Regions from separate parts of the Homo sapiens genome. Here region 1 is linked to region 2. A link is a contact called in ENCODE Hi-C or POLR2A ChIA-PET data. All regions are on one chromosome and are shown on one strand. Each heading gives the region's core, a stretch centred on a gene start or an enhancer-like site at or near the end of the contact. The rest is flanking DNA. Distances are from core to core; before and after follow the strand shown. Region 1 overlaps CLMP (CXADR like cell adhesion molecule). Region 2 overlaps CLMP (CXADR like cell adhesion molecule).

Region 1 (7,213 bases), core at 3,972-6,471, 55 kb before region 2:
AAATGTAACACTCCTATCCCTTTAACCTTCCTTTCTAGTTGTCACAATAATGCTAACCATCATGAATGGAGGTCATGTTATGTCCCAGGCACTCAATATGTAGACTAAGTTAATCTCCATAACAACCATCAAATAACTCCATTTTATAGATGAGCAAACTGCTGAAACTCAGAGAAGCAATTTGTCCAATGGCACTCAATTAGTGACTGTCAAAAAGCTAGGATTCAGCTTGGGTGTCTTTGCGAAAATGAGAAAAATGCTAGAGTGAAGGAATGGAATGAAGGCAATGGGAATCCAAGTGAGGAATGATGCACACTTGGATATTCTCCCATTTAAACCATCTTTCTGGTGATGGCACACTTGACCTCTCCTACAGAATGACTTAGCACAAAAGGAGGCTCTTCAGGGGAGTCTAATCTGGGCAGAGGAGTAGAGCCTGAGCTATGGAGGCCATTGCTCTATGGAGGTCATTTGACACCAATTCTAAGTACACTTTTTAAAAACAAGATTTGGCCCAGGCACCATGGCTCATGCCTGTAATACCAGCACTTTGGGAGGCTGAGGCGGGTGGATCACCTGAGGTCAGGAGTTCGAGACCAGCCTGGCCAACATGGTGACACCCATCTCTACTAAAAATACAAAAAAAATTAGCCCAGCATAGTGGCACGTGCCTGTAATCCCAGCTCCTCTGGAGGCCGAGGTAGAAGTATCGCTTGAACCCGGGAGGCGGAGGTTGCAGTGAGCCGAGATCGTGCCACTGCACTCCAGACTCCAGCCTGGGCAACAGAGTGAGACCCCGTGTTAAAAATAATAAAATAATTAAATAAAAATAAATAAAAACAAGATTTTTTGGGATATAATTAACATACAATGAACTGCACATATTTAAACTATATAATTGGTTGAGTTTCATATATGCCCATGAAACATCACCACAATCAAGATGTTTTAAACATGTGTCATAAACCCAAAAAGGATGGCATCTCAAGGCTGGGCACAGTGGCTCATGCCTGCAATCTCAGCTATAGTCCAGACTGTATAGAACCTGTCATCCTCCCTTTGCTTCTGGATTCCCATACAACTTTGTAGTTTGATGATTTGTTTTGATCTTGAGGCCCAGAATCCATGTTTACAGCCCTGTTTGGCTTCTTCAGATTCCCATGAACCCCTCATGTGAGTTCAAGAATAAATTTACCATTAAGTCCTTGGGGCTGAAAGATGACGTAAATGTAACCCAAACGTGTTGGTCCTCCAGCTGAGGGTTCCTGATTCAGCAAGGATGAAGTGACCCACCAGAGCCTCCAAGAAGATGCTCAGGAGACAGGAGGCACAGGGCCAATGTCCACTCCCCACCCTCCCATCTGCTTCCTATTGCCTCATTTTTGCTTCCTAAGACCGCACCTCCCAAATACACACTGCATCAAAGGAGCAAAAACACCCCAAAGCAGTGAGGATTTTGAGGGAAGGGCTCTGAATTCAGACAGAAGCCTGCTCTAGGACTGCCTCTAAATGGCCTAAGTACCATCTTTACCCTAAGACTGTCTATATTCCCCTCCATCAAATTAATCTCTGTCTACTCTAAGCTCTCATGAACTTTCTGTTATGGCAACAATCACCCGCACCTGCTACCCTTCAAAATGTGATGATTCACACGTATTCTTTCACTTTCTAGACCATAAGCTCTCTGTAGGCATGGTGCTGATCTGATTCTTCTTTGCATCCTCTGTAGTGGCTAACATGTGGTACTCAGTGGGTACTTGTTGAATGGACAAGTGAATGACCCACTTTGTCCTAAACCTCAAGGCAGGACTTAGAGCTGAGCATAGCACTACCCTTGTGTCTGTCACACCACATGCCACATATAAAGTATTAGTATATGACACCCAAAATGGTGATTCTCTGTGTGTAATATAAATAGAACCAGGGAGATGCATACACTGTCTCCTTCACATGCACTGTTAACTCCAAGCAAAGGTAAGGCTTGGCCTGACAGATTGTCACTGGTAAGGCTGCTTCTGGGGTCAGATATAGCTCCCACCTCCAACAGCCCCAGCTGGTGCTAAGGAGCCAGGAGAGAACAGGCATTCAAAGTGAGAGGGAATAGTTACCAGCATGGGGGTGGAATCTCAGCAACTAGGGTCCCACTGGCTCAGTCTCAACCTTCAAAGGAAGCCTGTGGAGTAGTGGTGCCTGCGGGCCACCAGCCTACCATTTCCCTTCCAGAGATACTCATTCCTTGAACAAAACGCCCAAATGGTTAAGCTTCCTTGGGTCACTCAAAGAGGAATCTTTATACATCAAAGTGTGATTTCAAATACAGACATGCCTAAATGAGTGTTTCTCAATTTTTTTTTTATTTCAGGAACTAGTGTAATTTCAAAAATAAACTTGGGCACAAAATCAGGGGCTCACTTTTAGAATATTATTGACTATAGTTTTAAACCAAAATACAAACTACCATCCTGCTGTTAAAATTATTCCTAAAAAGAAGCAGAATTTCAAAAACAAAGATAAAAAGGCAGTTGGCAACCATTCATGGACAGCTCTCTGTTTCCAATAGCTAACACTTAGTGAGTGCTAAATGTACACTAGACACTATTCTAAGTATTTTAATAACACCTTATTTTATACACATGCAGATTACATCATCTATATTTTTTCTTACTCCCCTGTGAGGCAATGAAAATGTCAAGGACCAGTGGCCTAAGTTTACACTCTAGTGCTAGGGAATGGCTAGCATTTGGTAACTAACTAAAATAAGATTTCTTGAGGCAACTCACAGCTGCAGGAGTCAAAACTTCTATGAATCTTCAAGTTTCCACCTGATGCAAAGGCCAGGATGTGATCTTTCAGAGTGAGCTCTTTCTATGCAGGATCTAGATGACAAACATCTTCCTCTCAAGTTTCTTCAATATATGGAACCCATTGAGTTGACACGGAGACTCATAAGCTTGCAGCCTTTGTCAACCAATGCAATGCCTCAAATAAATAATAATTGAGCCAAAGCTAAAATACTTCAAACTGTATTTTTGCATAAAAGATAAAGGAAAAGCAAGCTGGGCGTGGTGACTCACACCTGTAGTCCCAACTACTCAGGAGGCTGAGGAGGGAGGATCTCTTGAGCCCGTCAGCCTGGGTGATATAGTGAGACCTTGTGATATTCTTTGGCTCTGTGTCCTCACTCAAATCTCATCTCAATTTGTAATCCCCACCTGTCAAGGGAGGGACCCGTAATCCCCACATGTTGAGGGAGGAAGGTGACTGGATCATGGGGTGGTTCCCCCCATGCTGTTCTCATGATAGTGAGTGAGTTCTCGTGAGATCTGTTGGTCTTATAAGTGTTTAGAAGTTCCTTCTTTGCTCTTCTCTCTCTTGCTGCCTTGTGAAGGTGTCTGCTTCCCCTTCCACCGTGATTATTAGTTTCCTGAGGCCTCCCCAGCTACGCAGAACTGTCAATTAAACCTTTCTTTATAAATTACCCAGTCTCAGGGAAGTTCTTTATAGCAGTGTGAAAATGGACTAATACACCCCGTCTCTTAAAAAAAATTTTTTTTAATAAGTCAGGCATGGTGGTGCAGGCCCACAGTCCCGGCTACTAGAGAGACAGAGGCAGGAGGATCACTTGATCTCAGGAGTTTAAGGCTGCACCAAACCGTGATTGCATCACCATACTCCAGCTGGCGTGACAGAACGAGATCTTGTCTCTAAAACACCAAAGAAAAGCTACCACTTTTGCAATAGAGAGCCCCTTTCCCCTCTTTCCTTGCCTCTGCTTCCAAAATACAGGCATTAACATTCCACTAGTATGTTTCACAATGAGCACACACCAGATGGCTTTAATCCAGGGAAGGAATGCTGGGTTGAGTAACAGGGTGATGAATTAAATAACCCTTAGATAACCATTTAAAAAATCCTAAGTGCTTCCTAATTTCTAGATTAAAGAAAATTCATGGGGCCTTAAAAAAGAGAGAATATAAAGGACATTAGGTTGCCACCTCTAGACAGAAGGGCCTTTAGAAGATGGATAGACCAGCAAGGTCAGCCATTGCAAAAGTCTCCCCAGAGACCAGACACATCTTCCAAAGGAGGAAGGAGGCAGCAAGTGGGCAAGTGGGAGGCTCTTTTATTTATTTTTTCAGTGCTTAACAAAACAACTCAAGGAGACCCAATGTCAGGCCTAGATATGAAATATTATATTTTGGGAGATAGAGCTTTAGTGTCCAGATGGAAGAGAAGCTGGATTCAGGATAGGATGTCGCCTAGTCCAGATGATCTTTGCCTATGCCATCCCTTCCCATTAACCATCTTGTTTCCCTGAATAAGAAGGAAGGAAACAATCAGAATTTCCTATTATACATAGTATGAAACAGAACACTTTTAAGCTATTTCCTGTTCCCAAAAGAACTGATGTGGAGGGAGATATGAGGTAGCACAGTGCAGTAGAAGGAGCATGTAATTACGTGTAGGAAGAGCTTGCTCTGAAGGACAATGTCTTGGCCTCTATGTAAGGTGGAAAGGTTAAGGTTAAACTTAAGAAGTTTAAATTTCTAAGCCTGGAATTTTTATTTTTTGTTTTATTAAAAAAAATTTTTTTTGAAACAGGGTCCCACCTGTTGCCCAGGCTGGAATGCAGTAGCGAGATCACAGCTCACTGCTGCCTCAACTTCCCAGACTCAGGTGGTCCTCCCACCTCAGCCTCCCAAGTAGCTGGGACTACAGGTATGCACCACCATGCCCAGCTAATTTTTTGGATTTCTTGTAGAGATGAGATTTCACCATATTGCCCAGGCTGGTCTCGAACTCCTGAGCTCAAGCGATCCACCCACTTTGATCTCCCAAACTGTTGAGATTACAGGTCTGATCCACAGCACTCAGCCCAGGCCTGGAATTTTTTTTTGATGTGGTGAAGGAGTGCGGCATCCTGGACAGAGCTGTTATTTATCAGCTCTGTGATCTTAGGCAAGTCACTTATTCCTGAGCTTCAGTTTCCTCATCTGCAAAACAAGGACACTAACTCCCATTTTACAGAGGAGGATGAGGCTCTTAGAGGTTAAGAAATGTGGCCAAAGTCACAAACTAGTATATACCTTATTGCCAAGCCTGTGCTCTTTTCCTTAATCACCCCAAACCTCAAGATGAGATCATATGCATTAAAATATTTTGTAATGAGCCAGGCACTATGCAGTCATTCCCTTGTGGTTATTACACGCAGACTTCCATCTGGCATGTATAAAAAGGAATGTCGGCCCACATCTACATGTGTCCATGAATGCATTCATGTAAGACTGTGTGTTACAAATAGAAGTCACTTTGTGGTCTGACTGGCTTGAGAATACTTTTGGAATAACAGGATAGAACAGGGACTCTCCAAGAAAACCCAGGCTATGTGCTGGCTCCAGCCATAAAACAGTCTCATATCATGGGAAATTACACATGCTGTCATATCAGCACTGCAGCTGGCACTGGCTTGTTCCCAACAGGGGATCTTACCTACCATCCTGTCCCAGAACCGAGCTCTTTGTAAGAGATTAAAGCAAACCATATCTGCTTTTACTAATAATTGTTCTAGAGAAGTCTAGGAAAAGAGGATGTTAACCTTGAGAGTGAAGCTCTGGGTTTGTATCTAAGGGTGCAAGGTGTGACATCTCATGCATCCTGAAAAGGTGTCATGCAAAATGGTGACAAGGAAAATACTATGGCCCTTATAGAAACATCCCTCTGGAAGTGCTCATACATTATTAGTGGGGTGCAAACAGCACAAACCTCTTTAAAAAACATTTAAAAGTCAGCTTCAGGAATTTTAAAACCATTCATAGCCTTGGCCCAATAATTCCATTGTTAGAAATCTATGCTAAGGACATAATAAAATACAATGTAAAAAAATGTTTATTGGCTGGATGTGGTGGCTCACACCTGTAATCCTAGCACTTTGGGAGGCCAAGGCAGGTGGATCACTTGAGCCCAAGAGTTTGAGACCAGCCTGGGCAACACGGCTAAAACCTGTCTCTACAAAATAATTAACAAAAAATTAGCCAAGTATAGTGGCTCACGACTATAGTCCCAGCTACATGGGAGGCCGAGATGGGAGGATCACCTGAGCTCAAGAGGTTGAGGCTGCAGTGAGCCAAGGTGGTGCCATTGCACTACAGCCTGGATGACTGAGAGAGGCCCTGTCTAAAAAAAAGCAAATAAATAAACAATAAAAGTTTATTGCAACATAAACACTGGCACAAATTAACATCTCAAAATAAGAAAGTGGCTAAGTAGGCTGGGTGCGGTGGCTCAAGCCTGTAATCCCAGCACTTAGGGAGATCGAGGCAGGTGGATCACAAGGTCAGGAGATCGAGACCATCCTGGCTAACATAGTGAAACACCGTCTCTACTAAAAACACAAAAAATTAGCCAGGCGTGGTGGTGGGTGCCTGTAGTCTCAGCTACTCGGGAGGCTGAGGCAGGAGAATCACTTGACCCCAGGAGGCACCTGGGCAACAGAGCGAGACTCCATCTCAAGAAAAATAAAATAGAAAGAAAGTGGCTAAGTAAATTAGGATTCATGAATCTATATAATCAAATATAACACTGCTCGTAAAACAGATGACAAAGAAATTTTATGACTTGGATAAATGCTCATAATATAATGTTGAGTAAAAAAAAAATACAGAATTGTATATACAGTATAGTAAAATCTCTACAGTGAATATGTATAAATGCTTAGAAAACAGCCTGGAAGGAAATCTGCACTGAAATGTTAAGAGCCAACACAGATGATTGTTATTTTCTTCATTATTTTTGTCCTTATTATCCAAGTTTTGTATAACAAGTATGTATAACTTCTATTTTTAAAGTATTACTTTAAACATCTAAATGTCTAAGTGCCACTCGTCCTTAAATGGCTTTCTCTCTTGCTTGAATTAGTACGACAGTCTTCCAACAGGCCGAGCGCGGTGGCTCATGCCTGCAATCCCAGCACTTTGGGAGACCGAGGAAGGCGGATCGCTTGAGGCCAGGAGTTCGAGACCAGCCTGGCCAACATGGTGAAACCCTGTCTCTACTAAAAAACAAAAATTGGCCGGCTGTGTTGGCACGCACCTGTTAATCCCAGCTACTCGGAAGGCTGAGGCAAGGGAATTGCTTGAACCCAAGAGGTGGAAGTCGCAGTGAGCTAAGATCACACCACTGCACTCCAGCCTGGGTGACAGAGCTAGACTCCGTC
Region 2 (7,073 bases), core at 132-2,631:
ATTATTTTTAAATAGTACAACAACATTTCCTGACATTTAAATGAGTCTTTAGATTAAAAGGCACATCAAAATAAGTGAATGGGAAAAAGTCTTATACCAAAACCCATCATAGTAAAATTTTACAACTCCAGGAATAAAGATAAGACCCTATGCCAGGCGCGGTGGCTCACACCTGTAATTCCAGCAGTTTGGGAGGCCAGAGTGGGTGGATCACCTGAGGTCAGGAGTTCGAGACCAGCCTAGCCAACATGGTGAAACCTTGTCTCTAATAAAAATACAAAAATTAGCTGGGCTTGGTGGCGTGTGCCTCTAATCCCAACTACTGGGGAGGCTGAGACAGGAGAATCGCTTGAATCCAGGAGGCAGAGATTGCTGTGAGCAGACATTGCACCGCTGTACTCCAGTCTGAGCAACAAAGCCAGACTCAGTCTCAAAAAAAAAACAACAAAATAATGTGAGACATAAAATGCATATGAACTGGTAGGAGGAAAACTGAGGGTCACTGTGAGACAGACTTACTTTTCACTGTATACTATTTTGTTCTGTTTGAATGTTTACCATATGCTTACATTACGTTATTCGAAAAAGCTTTTTAAGGGATGCTAATAATTAATTAGATTTGTGAACTGCCCATCTTAGATATTAAAGTACTTGGGTGATTTCTTGTTCTTCGTTACCCCTGTAAGCACACCAGGTCTACAGGAAAGGCAGTCAGCCAGAACTGGTTTGATGCTCTGATGAAAACGCAAAGATCAGCCGGGCATGGTGAATAATGCCTGTAATCCCAGCACTTTGGGAGGCCGAGGCAGGCGGATCACCTGAGGTCGGGAGTTTGAGACCAGTCTGACCAACATGGAGAAACCCCCTCTCTACTAAAAATACAAAATTAGCTGGGTGTGGTGGCGCGTGCCTGTAATTCCAGCTACTCGGGAGGCTGAGGCAGGGGAATCGCTTGATCCCGGGAGGTGGAGGTTGTGGTGAGCCAAGATCATGCCATTGCACTCCAGCCTGGGCAACAAGAGTGAAACTCCATCTCAAAAAAAGAAAGAGAGAGAGAGAGAGAGAGAGAGAGAGAGAGAGAGAGGGAGAGGGAGAGAGAGAGAGAGAGAGAGAGAGAGAGAGAGAGAGAGAGAGAGAAAGAAAGAAAGAAAGAAAGAAAGAAAGAAAGAAAGAAAGAAAGAAAGAAAGAAAGAAAGAAAGAAAGAAAAGAAAAGAAAATGCAAAGATCACCTGGAAGACAATCCCCTGGCAAGACAAACTCAAGACTCATAGTTAGGTCATTTGAGTAAATACATGAGTGAATGAATGAGTACGTGAGTGTGAGGCAGCCATTTGAGTCATTTGGGTGTGAGGGAAGGACAGGAAGAAAGTAAAGTCAGGGGAAATGACTTGGCATTACAAATCCTCCCTTGCTGAGACGCGACATTTTCTGCTGGGATATAAACTGGGTGTCGGAGCCAAATTGCAATGCCAGGTCTATTCTTGCCACTTTAATGAGAAAAGTGGAAGTCTGGGTTAGTCCATTTATCTGCATACCATCATTTAGTTGCATACAGATCGAGGTCCAGGTTTTTAATTGCCCTGATCTGTCTCTGGCAGAAAAGAAGCTCCAATATTTTCTTTGTCAAGCATGAGCTAAGTTTGATTATAGTTCTGCTCACACATTTGATGTAAGAAGCAGATTAAAGTTTATTGCAGTCTTGGCTGGGCTTGGTGGCTTATGCCTGTAATCCCAGCACTTTGGGAGGCCAAGGCAGGAAGATCACCTGAGGTCAGGAGTTCGAGACTAGCCTGGCCAACATGTTGAAACCTTGTCTCTATTAAAAATACAAAAGAAAAATTAGCCAGGCATGGTGGTGCATGCCTATAATCCCAGCTACTTGGGAGGCTGAGACAGGAGAATCGCTTGAACTCCGGAGGCAGAGGTTGCAGTGAGCCAAGATTGTGCTACTGCACTCCAGCCTGGGCAACAGAGAGAGACTCCATCTCAAAAAAAGAAAAAAAAGTTTATTGCAGTCTTTGCGAACCTATACACTGGTTGTTTTAAAGCCACTTAAAAAGTGTATATTAAATGAATGGTATGATGCATATGGTCAGCTTTCCATGAACACATTCATAAGAATATATTCCAAAGATTTCTCCCCAGTGATCATAGGTGAGTAGCATCAGTGTCTTGGAGGAAGACCGCCACATTCTTTAGTGCTGTACACAAATGCCATAAAGAGAGTGAATTACTGCCTTTCATATTCTACCTGCCATACTCTTTGAAGATAATTCCTTTTTTCCTGCTAAGATCAGGATGGTACAGCTTTTGTAAAAATTGCCCTATGACAAATTACAGGAAAATTTATTATCAGGGTGGCACGCACAGCATTATAGTTTATTGTATTTATAGCGGATGAAAGGTCTCAGCCAGGCATGGTGGCTCACGCCTGTAATCCCAGTGCTTTGGGAGGCCAAGGCGAGTGGATCACCTGAGGTTAGGAGTTCGAGACCAGCCTGGCCAACATGGTGAAACCCCATCTCTACTAAAAATACAAAAATTAGCCAGGCATGGTGGCGAGTGCCTGTAATCCCAGCTACTTGGGAGGCTGAAGCAGGAGAATTGCTTGAACTCAGGAGGCAGAGGCTGCAGTGAGCTGAGATCGTACCACTGCACTCCAGCCTGGGCAGCAGGGCAACACTCTGGCTAAAAAATAATAATAAAAAATAAAAAATAAAAAATTTTTTAAAAAAGATAAAAGGTCTCAAGTCAAACTTAGTTGAAATTTTGGCTCTACCAATTATTATCTCTTAGATCTTAGCAAATAGGCCTTTCTAAGTCTCAGGTTTTACTCTGTAAAATGAGGCAAAATTTTGCTTTGTAGGATTGTTCTGATTAAATGAAATTATATATATACATATATATTTATATCCCTTAGTGCACAGTGACTGGTATATTATATGCATTTTACAATTTTCAGAGTATTATCAGATAATACTGTGAAATTAGTATTTCAGAGTATTCAGGGTGGCACCCGCCACCACTCCTGGCTAATTTTTGTATTTTTAGTAGAGATGGTGTTTCACCATGTTGGCCAGGCTGGTCTCGAACTCCTAACCTCAGGTGATCCACTCGCCTTGGCCTCCCAAAGTGCTGGGATTACAGGTGTGAGTTACCATGCCTGGCTGAGACCTTTTATCCTCTATAAATAATATAAACTATAACGTTGTTCATGCCACCCTGATAATATATTTTCCTGGAATTTGTCATAGGGAAATAACACTAAACTACAATTCTCACTTATTCTGCATAATAAAACTCAAAATATGTATGAAAAAGAATTGTGAAATCTGAAAAGTGCTTTGCAAACATAAAAGTGGTCATATCAAGCTTATTACATTTCTGTAAAACAGAAAGAAGAATTCATGTCATAACCTACTCTTACGAGATGTTGTGGTTGCCAAAAATCTAGTGAATTGTGAAAGCATTTTTAATTCTATAAGAAGACAATGATTGTTATTGTGAGTGGGGAGGCAGAGGACACATATGGATAATTTTTAAGGCTTTATTTATTTATTTATTTTTGAGATGGAGTTTCACTCTTATTGCCCAGGCTGGCATGCAGTGGTGTGATCTCGGCTCAATGTGACCTCCACCTCCTGGGTTCAAGCGATTCTCCTGCCTCAGTCTCCTGAGTAGCTGGGATTACAGGTGCCTGCCACCATGCCTGGCTAATTTTTTGTACTTTTAGTATACACAGGGTTTCATCATGTTGGCCAGGCTGCTCTCGAACTACTGATCTCAGGTGATCCGCCTGTCTCGGCATCCCAGAGTGCTGGGATTACAGGCGTGAGCCACCATGCCAGGCCTTTAAGGCTTTATTAAAGTGTGTGGTAGGCAGCCTTTAAGATTGCACCTAATGATTCCTGCCTCTTAATATTCCTCTCTTCTTGAGTGTGGGCTGGAATTATTGAATTGCTTATAACAAGTAGAATACGGCAGCAGAGATTAGACGTCTCCTCTGAGACGTCTCATCTTGTGCTCTTTTTTGCATCACCTACCCTGGGGGAAGCCAGCTGCCGTGTGGTGAGGCAGCCCTGTGGAGAGGTCCATATGGTGAGGATTGAAAGCTGCTAACAACCTCATGAGTGAGTTTAGAAGTAAATCTCCCTCCACCTCATGCGAGCCTTCAGATGAGACTACAACCCCATCCAACAGTTTGTATTTCATGAGAGACCCTGAGTCAGAGCCACCCAGCTAAGCCATGCTCAGATTCCTGACCCACAGAAACTATGAGATAACACGTTTATTGTTTCGAGCTGCTAAGTTCTGGGACAATTTGGTATGCAGCAATAGATAATATAAAATATAATATACATACAGAAGAACACAGCCATCATAAAGAGCTCAACAAATTTCGTGAAATGGTCACACCCAAGTAACAAGCACCCAAATCAAGAAATAGAACCGGCACCTTGGAAGGCCCCACCATGTTCCCTTATATTCACTACTGCTTACTCCAGGAGTAACCACTACCTAGACTTCTAACAGCACAGATTTTTTTTTTCTGTTTCTGTACCCTGGAATCATATAGAATGGAATCCTATAGAATGTACTCTTTTGTGTCTACTTGTTTCTGATCAGCATTACATTAATGACATGTAGTTTCTGAAAGCCTACTCTAAAATGCCATTGTTGAATCATAATATTTAATCTATTCCAAATAACAGTAAAGAAGACTGTGAGTTTATATATATGTAAAAAATGGGAGTCTAAGTAAAGAAAAATAAATTGAAAAACATTTCTAGGCCAGGTGCAGTGGCTCACACCTGTAATCCCAGCACTTTGAGAGCCTAGAAAAGAGGATCGCTTGAGCCCAGGAGTTGGAGACCAGCCTGGGCAACACAGCAAGACCTTGTCTCTACCAAAAAAAAAAAAATTTAAATTAGCCAGGTGTGCTGGTGCACACTTGTAGTTCCAGATGCTCAGGAGGCTGAGGCAGGAGGATCGCTTGAGCCTAGGAGATTCAGGCTGCAGTGAGCTATGATCACACCACTGCACTTCAGCCTGGGCAACAGAGCGAGACCCTGTCTCAATATATACTTTTTTGTAGATGACCAAGAGTAGAAAACATGAAGGTGAAAGCTTTAAGGGGAATCCAGAGCAAAAAATTTGTGTTAGCTACCTATACTGGGTAGCAGTCCAATATACTGTTCAGGGTATAGGTCTTAGAGTTAAATGGCTGGATTAGAATAGTGGCTCAATTCCTCGTAATCTGTGCGATCTTGGGCAAGTTAATCTTTCTGCATTTCAGTATCTGTCTGTAGAATGAAGATAATAGTGCTTACTTCACAAGATTATTGAGAAGATGAAGAAATGGAAATGAATATAAATCAAGTACCAATGCTTTGCACATAATAAGTCCTCAAAAATTACTATTATTAAGAAGTGTTACATTTGGGGGTTTTAAAAATTATAGGTTGCCAAATTTGTACTATCTGTGATTTTTATCATGTAGGACATGATTTTCCTGTGAGTAGAAAATGCAGGGCTGGGAGTGGTGTCTCACGCCTGTAATCCTTGCCCTTTGGAAGGCCAAGGAGGAAGAATTGCTTGAGCCTAGGAGTTCAAGACCAGCCTGGGCAACACAGTGAGACTCCCCCATCTCAAAAAAAAAAAAAGGAAGGAAGGAAGGGAGGGAGAGAGGGAGGGAGGGAGGGAGGGAGGGAAAGAAAATGCAGCTCCTTCAATTCTTTGTTTCATGGCTCTTCTGCCCCTCCTTAGGGAGAGTGAATGAGAGGAGCAGGGATGAAGTTCAAACCAGTCATCTTCTCTCTTCGTTATTAGCTTTGATAGGAAAGTGGAAGGGGCAGGATAAAACTAAAGGCTGAATTGAGGATTTGTCAGTGGATTTTAATTATCAACATAATCTCAATTCTTCCTGGCCATGGATCCCTAACAATCGATTATTTTCTTTTTCATAGTAAGTCTGTGTCTATTTTTAATTCCCGCCCCCTCTGCCTCTGTTCGAATCTCTCTGACGAAGGTAATAAAAGATTTAGATTTAGAAAGCGACTTCACATTTGGAACGAGACAGCGACTATAAATAGACATGTCAATGAAATAGGTTAGCATGAGATCTGGATCTCTGAGAGTCTCGGAATCAAAAGCATACATTCTTGCCTGATCTGTGTACTGGCACAGGCATTCTTGCCAGGGTGTTCAAGCAGTTGTGTGTGTGTGTTTCTGCATGTGTAAACATGAATACATGCATGGAACCATAAATAGCATATTATCAAGGACAGAATTCAGAGAGGTACCTGCTGTATTTCTGAATGGTGGAGTGATCTTTGTGGACCAGATTGTTATCCTTATCCTGACAATTATTACTGGAGAAATCAACACAAAACATTACTCCCAAATAGTCAACCCCCAGTCTGTAGAATAGCAGTGCAGCTTCCAGGCACAGTATGTTTTATTACTGACCATCCTCCTTCCCACCACCAGACTTTGAGAACCTATCAGGACGAAGGGTCCACAGTGATGTTCCGATCTGCCAAACGCAGAAGTCAGCTTGGCAACTGGTTTGCTAATCACTAAGGCTGCCATTCAGTCTGGAAGGTCATCGCCTGCCAGGTATAGCTGCTAAAATTCTAACGTACTCTTCAAGGTCTGGGATAAACATTTCTTTTACTATGAAGCCATCCCTGATCACATTAGTGATCTTCCTCCACTAAATTCCTAAAACAGTTTGACTCTTACACAATACTGACGATCGTACACTGCCTTGAACTGGGTGCCTGTTTTGTGTCTCTATTTGATTGTGATCTCTTGATACACAAAAGACAATGTCATTCATTTCTGTATCCCTGGCAGCACCTAGAATGGTAACAGGTGCTGCTCACATTTATTGAACAAATATGCACTCCAGGTTACTCACCTCTGGGTGCCAATTATTTTGTCAATGTACCTGCTAATTTGTGGTACCCACAACTGGAAGCATAAGGGGTGTTTAAGAAAATGTTGTAGCATCAGTATCCTTGAATATGTTATGATATACAATAATTAAAAATTGGGTACTGGGTGAGTG

The links. Hi-C counts contacts between places; a loop is a spot of excess contacts on that map. ChIA-PET counts read pairs that join two places held with the same protein, here RNA polymerase II (POLR2A). Pooled maps may share reads with other maps.
Region 1: a loop to region 2 is called in a map of PC-3, with 7 times the contacts of the local background. The contact joins two enhancer-like sites. A Hi-C loop is called at or near these places in 16 of 168 maps with a recorded cell type or tissue (Caco-2, G401, IMR-90 and 12 more) and 14 of 50 pooled maps. POLR2A ChIA-PET finds 5 or more read pairs at or near these places in 11 of 52 experiments (AG04450, BJ, H1 and 8 more).

Annotation. Positions count from the first base shown.
Region 1 is chr11:123,171,464-123,178,676 of GRCh38, reverse strand. All of the region lies in intron 1 of CLMP (CXADR like cell adhesion molecule), which reads left to right. Among named protein-coding and RNA genes, the nearest start is that of CLMP, 20 kb to the left of the region's middle. Within about 2 kb of position 5,221, at least 10 of the 41 ENCODE cell types and tissues checked have a DNase peak (open chromatin) inside an H3K27ac peak, as active enhancers do; they include PC-3, PC-9 and mammary epithelial cell, where a contact is called at or near this core.
Region 2 is chr11:123,113,064-123,120,136 of GRCh38, reverse strand. The region is part of intron 1 of CLMP (CXADR like cell adhesion molecule); the gene reads left to right. Among named protein-coding and RNA genes, the nearest start is that of HSPA8, 54 kb to the right of the region's middle. Within about 2 kb of position 1,381, at least 6 of the 41 ENCODE cell types and tissues checked have a DNase peak (open chromatin) inside an H3K27ac peak, as active enhancers do; they include PC-3, PC-9 and mammary epithelial cell, where a contact is called at or near this core.